Regions from separate parts of the Homo sapiens genome. Here region 2 is linked to region 1. A link is an interaction called in ENCODE POLR2A ChIA-PET data of the cell type or tissue named here. Cell type or tissue: IMR-90. All regions are shown on one strand. Each heading gives the region's core, and the rest is flanking DNA. Links, peaks and the distances in the headings are about the cores only. Region 1 has its middle 36 kb from the start of EPHA2-AS1. Region 2 overlaps HSPB7 (heat shock protein family B (small) member 7).

Region 1 (2,901 bases), core at 134-2,633:
TGGGCCTTTGATGCATCCAGCAAAGCCCTGAAGGAGGTGAAGGCAGTGGTGACTGGGGCATTGGGTAGGGAGATGCCTGCTTTCTCTGCTGCTCCCAGTCTGCATGGCAAGTTAAAATCGTGTCGCCAGGCACCAGCCCGAGATTTCCTAATTAATTAGCAAATTCTGGAGGGACAGGCAAGCTCTCTGCTCGCCTCCCCATTCACACCCCCTCAGCTCCAGCTGCAGCCCAGGGCCTGGGATGGGGCCTTGGGCACCATAGATGCTGCTAGAACAGGGGGCAAATGAATGTGTACGGGAAGTGCTTGAGTCCTTAGCTCCGGCCCTCTGTGCCTTTGCCCATTCTGTGCATCGCGCCTGCATCGTCCCTCCCCGGAACTATGTCTGGTACCCAGTAGGCCCTCAATAAACATTTGTTCAATAAACAAATGAACTGTGGGGGACAAGGACTGGGCTTTTGAGATCCAAGAGCCCTGTGGAGCTGGATATGGGTTTTGGGAATGTGGTGAGTGCTGTGCAATGGTCCTGGGCTCCCTCTGGCTGGCCGGGAGGGACCACAAAAGCTGGTAAGGAGAAGCAGTTGAATGTTTCTGAACACCTACCATTGTAGGTGGTGGGCGTTCCTCTAGCATTGCCTGTTCCTAGAGGAGTTGCTAATTAATTAGGAAATCTAAGGCTGGTGCCTGGCGACACGGTTTTAACTTGCCACGGTGCCAGTGAGTGTGCCATGCCAGTGATCATGCCCAGCCCAAGACCCACACCGTCTTATGCAAGGGTCACAATGACCCTGAGGGGCATACATTTATCCCCATTTTGGGGACCCTGGGGCTCAGCGAGGTTACAGTAATCAGACCAAGTTCCCACAGCTAGGAGGTGACAAAGCGGCATAGGAGACAAGAGTCAGCTCATCCCACTGCCTGCTGCTCGGTGACATTTGGGGACCTTGGGGTTCTTTTCAGGAAACGGCAGGAAGACCCTTGGACTGGGAAGGGAAGACAGAGGTTCTGTTGGGCGCCTACTATTGACTTGGCTGTGGACTCCTGGGCATGTCCCTTGTGTCACGGGGGCTCAGTTTGTCCGTCTGTAGTGAGGAAGGCTCCAGGAAGTCTGTCCTGGCTGAGATGAGGGGCCCCTGCCCCCACCACAGAGTTGCCCCCTCCCCACTCCTGGCACCCTCTCCCCAGGCAGCCCTGGGCAGCCCCAGGTAGCCCGGCCAGCAGGCCCCACTCCAGCCCTCTGGGTCTGGCTTTCCAGTCCAAACCGTCAGCCAGTCTCTGTCGGCAGAACCAGACCCAGTTTCTGGGAAGCTGCAGCCACATCCCACCCCTGCCTGGGGTGGGGGCCCCCTTTCTCCTGCTGGGCCCGGGCCCCATTTCAGCAGCCTCATCACATTCCCCACGGCCTCAGCAGCCTGATGGATGGATGGATGCAGCTTCCACACTGGGCTGGCAGAGCAGGCGGCTGCATGATCAGGTCTCCTGCTGGGCGGAGGGGCCTTTCCCCCAGGACCAGGCCTCATGGGCCCGGCCAACCAATCCCAGCATCTGGGCACAGGACACACTTCCCCAGACTCTGCACCCCTCCCCTGTACTCTAATGCGGTCTAGACTCCCGGACCTGCCCTCAGTTCCCCATGAGCCCTCGCCCACCCCCGCACACATCCCTCCCTATTTCTGTCTGTGGAAAATACACCCACCCTTCCAGGCTCAAATCAAATCACCCATTTTCCAAGAGACCTTTGCAGGCCAGGTGTGGTGGGTTACGTCTGTAATCCCAGCACTTTGGGAGGCCGAGGTGGGTGGATCTTCTGAGGTGGGGAGTTCGAGACCAGCCTGGCCAACATGGTGAAACATTGTCTCCACTAAAAATACAAAAGTTAGCTGGGCGTGGAGGCGCATGCCTGTAATTGTAGCTACTCAGGAGGCTGCGGTAGGAGAATCGGAGAATCGCTTGAACCCAGGAGGTGGAGGTTACAGTGAGCCAAGATCATGTCACTGCACTCCAGCCTGGGCAACAAGAGCGAGTCTCCATTTCAAAAAAAAGAGAGAGAGACTTTTGCAGAGCCCGCTCTGCTGCCAGGCAATGGGGACACATTAACCCTGCCTCCCTCAGGCTCCTATCGTGGCCGGCTGTGGATCACAGAGGGCTTGAATGACACTCAGGTGTGTCTGTCTGGCCCTCTCCTCTGAGCTTGTGTGTGTGTGTGTGTGTGTGTGTGCACGCGTATGTAATAAAATGCCAATAGCTAATAATTATTAAGCGCATTGCATGTGCTGCCACTGTTCAAAGTGTTTCCCAAGGATTAACTCATTTAATCCTCCCAAAAACTCTGTGACCTAGTCCTACTACTGCCCCATAAGCTGGGGGCCATATCTCCCGTCTGTCCAGGACAGTCCTGGCTTTGGCCTGTTGTCCTGGTATAATTGGTTGTAATAGCTCCCCCTTTCGCCTTCTGTCTTTAAGTGGACAATAATTGATCCAGTCACCCTATCATGAAGCGCAGAGAAGTGAAGGGTTTGCCCAGAGCTCCACAGCTAGCAAGTGGCAGCGCCAAGGTTCGAGCCCAGCCCCTTGCCACAGGGCTTTGCTCTAAGCTATCGGTGAATTTCCCAGTGAGTGAGCCTAGGTCTCCTTGTGCTTTTCTCTCGACCCTCCTTTTATTTTACAAGATTCTTTTTGTTGTTGTTTTTTATTTTTTCCATTTTATCACATCTGACTCAGTCTCTACACAAGATTCTTGAGGTCTGCTGAATGCCACCCACTGCCTGGAGCTCTTCCCCACATCCTCAGCACGATCTTACCAGCTCGTGAGTAACACCCTGGAAGAGGGTGCCCCCATCACTCATTTTTTTTTTTTTTTTTTTGAGAGGGAGTCTCACTCTATTGCCAGGCTAGAGTGCAG
Region 2 (2,901 bases), core at 67-2,566, 110 kb after region 1:
TATATAGATGGGGTTTTTCCAATACAGCTGGTTCGTGATAAACTGCATGAAACTCCTGCCGTCCTGCGCCTGCTGGGGCCTCCAGGCAAGGCCAAGTGGGGTTGGGGGTGGGGCTGGTCCTTCTCCCTCCCACAGGCCTGTGTTCTTGGGGCTGCTCCCATGCAGACAGGATCACCTAACAGAGATGGAAGCCAGGGCATGGATGGGGCTTTGGGTCCTCGAGGTTGGACCCCAGCTTCTTGCCACCTTCCCCTCCGGGCAGTCAGCTCTCCATCCATCCCCCTCTTTAATCTATGAATCTATAGGCTCGGTGTGTGTAACACACACACCCCTATCGTTGTCCTTCAAATACTCAGCATTACCATTGGTTGAGGCCAAATTCAGAGCTTTCTCAAATCAGATTTACAATCTCCATTTTCATTAACGGGGAAACATCCCCGAGCCACTGAGTGCTGTGCTTTGTCACTGAAGGTTAGATCTGAACCCAGGGTGTCAACTGCTGCTCTCAACTCCCCACCTCTGGGCACTGAGGAGTATTTCCCCTCATTCTACCTCTCTAAGGCTATGCAACCCTCCCCACGTCTTCCAGCTGGGGGATGGGGGGGAGTCATAGGAAAAGCCCCCATCTCCCATCTGGGATAGGGACCTTCCATCAGCCTTAACCCTGGGAAATGCCTGCTGCCCCCAATGACTCTTGGTTTCGTCTCCCACATACAGAAGCAGGGTGGAGGGGAAGGGTGGGTCTCAGTTAGCAGGGGTCCCCAGGGCAAGTCAGCCTCCTCCCTCCATGCCTCTCTGGTCAGTGTGCCTTAGGGTGGCCTCTCACTCCCACCACTCTGGGCCCCTTGGGGGAGGACTGGGGAGGGGGCCGTGGGAGAGCCCTGACGCTGGAACCTGTATACACAATAAAGGACAGTCTCACAGACTTCTGGAGGCCGCCTGCCTGGAGTTCTCAAACTTAGGGCAGGGCTGGAAACCCTGAGAGAAACAGACACACCTTCTTTGAGATTTGGGGATGGGGGTTGTAGCTCAAGTTAAAGCTGAAGACCTCACAAAATGTGGGCGTTCCTCGGCCTCCTCCGTGGGCTCCCCAGACCCCCCTGGGCAGGAACCCCAGGATTGTTTCTGGAAAACCCTTGCAACACCTTCTCGTCCAACTGCCTGCCCTTCCCTTTTTATTATTTCTTTCCTTCCAGAGATATTTACTGTCCTGCTATGTGGCGGGCACTGTTTCAGTCCCAGGCGCAGGGACGCAAAGGTGGGCAGGCTGCACCGGGTCGCCTGCCCTCTTGAAGCCCTTCTTGTACCTAATGGGGATTCTGCGGCCCAGAGAGTCTGAGTGACTGGCCCAGGGTCACACAGCCCCAGAGGCAAAGCCAGCTGGAACTTGGGGGCGGGGGTGTCCGGGTTGGTTCAGGGAGCCTGGGGAGGGGAGCTCTCCGGAGGGGTCCCCCACCCCTCACACCCCCAGGCTTGCTCCCCAGTGCAGCTCCACCGGCTGCGGTCAGGAGGAGGGGAGGGGATCAGAGGGGGCGCGGTATTTCCAGCCTCCATGACTCACTGATTCCACTGGGCTATTTGCAGCCCCGACACTCATTGGCGCGAGGTTGGGGGAGGAGCCAGCCTGGCTCCCCCTCCCACGCCCCCCACCCGGGGTCAGGCTCACCTTGGCGTACGGATCTCAGCGAGCCCTCCCTCGGCCGGCCGGTGCTGGGAAAGGGGGCAGCTTCCCAAGTGGTCAGTGGGGCCGAAAACCACCCCCAGCCCCCAGCAGCCCCCTCCCCAGACAGCAGTTTGCGAGGATGAGGACTGCTCAGGGGACCAAGCGGCCGCTGGGCCGCTGGGGCACGTCGGGTCTGAAGGAGCCCTTGGCCGCCAGCCCGGCCAAGGTGACCCTGCGGTAGGGGAGGGCGGGTCGGCCGCGGGGCTTTCGCCGGCTCCGCCCCCTGGGCGCCCAGACTGGCCGCGGCGCTTTGTCTCCCAGCGCCCCCAACCCCCTTCCAGGCTAAATATAGGCCTGGCTGCAGGCCCTGCGCCCCGCCCCCACCCGGAAGAGTAATTATAGCCGCCCCATTCATTGAGCAACTAGTGTGTGCCAGGCGCGCCGCTGATTCCCACAAGAGTCCTGCAAAGCAGGTACTATGATTAACGGTGTGCCTAGAAGGACACGGAGGATCAGCGAGGTCAGGCAACTGGCCCAAGGTCACCCAGCCTGGAAGTGGCACGGTTGGGATGTGAATCCTTGCTATGGCTCTGGAAGGCCATCTGCTGGGTCAACCTGGATCAGTCGCCACCACCAATGGGCTGAGGCAGCTTCCCTCCTCCCACCCTGGCAGCCCCCACAGGGAAAGGGGGCTCTCGCGTCTTGTAGCTTTGGGGGTGGGCCTGGGCAGCAGGTAGGGGAAATTGAAAAGACGCAGCTCTCTGGGGCTGGAGACCTGTGAGAAAGTCCAGGTCAGGTAGTACCAGAGACTGGGAGGGGCAGAGAGGACCTAGAAGGTTTCCTCACTTTGAAGGCCTAGCAGAGGCCAAAGGCCTCCTCCTCCAGGAAGCCCTCCAGAGCCAGAGCACAAAGAGCCCAGGCAGATGTTCAGAGCCCCTTCCCAAACCCTGTCTTCAAAGTCAGATGGAAGTAGCGCATGCTCAGGAGCCTGAGGTGAGAGGATCTCTTGAGCCCAAGGTTTAGAGACCAGCCTGGGCAACATGGCAAGAACCCGTCTCTACACAAAATACGAAAATTAGCTGGTATGGTGACGTGCACCTGTGGTCCCAGCTAGTCGGGAGGCTGAAGTGGGAGGATGGCTGGAGTCCAGGAGATGGAGGCTTCAGCGAGCCGTGATCGCACCACCGCACTCTATCTTGGGTGACACAGTGAGACCCTGACTCAAATAAAATAAAAAA

The links. Peaks named below come from ENCODE experiments on the same cell type or tissue, not always from the same donor. Only the 100,000 strongest peaks of a DNase experiment are listed, where the experiment ranks them.
Region 2: POLR2A ChIA-PET joins it to region 1 with 10 read pairs; 3 of 35 experiments call an interaction of 5 or more read pairs at or near these places.

Annotation. Positions count from the first base shown.
Region 1 is chr1:16,117,426-16,120,326 of GRCh38, reverse strand. No RefSeq gene overlaps it. Among named protein-coding and RNA genes, the nearest start is that of EPHA2-AS1, 36 kb to the left of the region's middle. RefSeq lists enhancers at 1-222, 1,494-2,167. In IMR-90, for the core only: no CTCF peak of the experiment used is centred there; no DNase peak of the experiment used is centred there.
Region 2 is chr1:16,012,053-16,014,953 of GRCh38, reverse strand. HSPB7 (heat shock protein family B (small) member 7) reads left to right here. Exons shown (of 3, transcript NM_014424.5): 3 at 1-925. Among named protein-coding and RNA genes, the nearest start is that of HSPB7, 4.5 kb to the left of the region's middle. RefSeq lists silencers at 1,446-1,705, 1,856-2,065. In IMR-90, for the core only: no CTCF peak of the experiment used is centred there; a DNase peak (open chromatin) is centred at 1,573; H3K4me3 peaks cover 380 bases.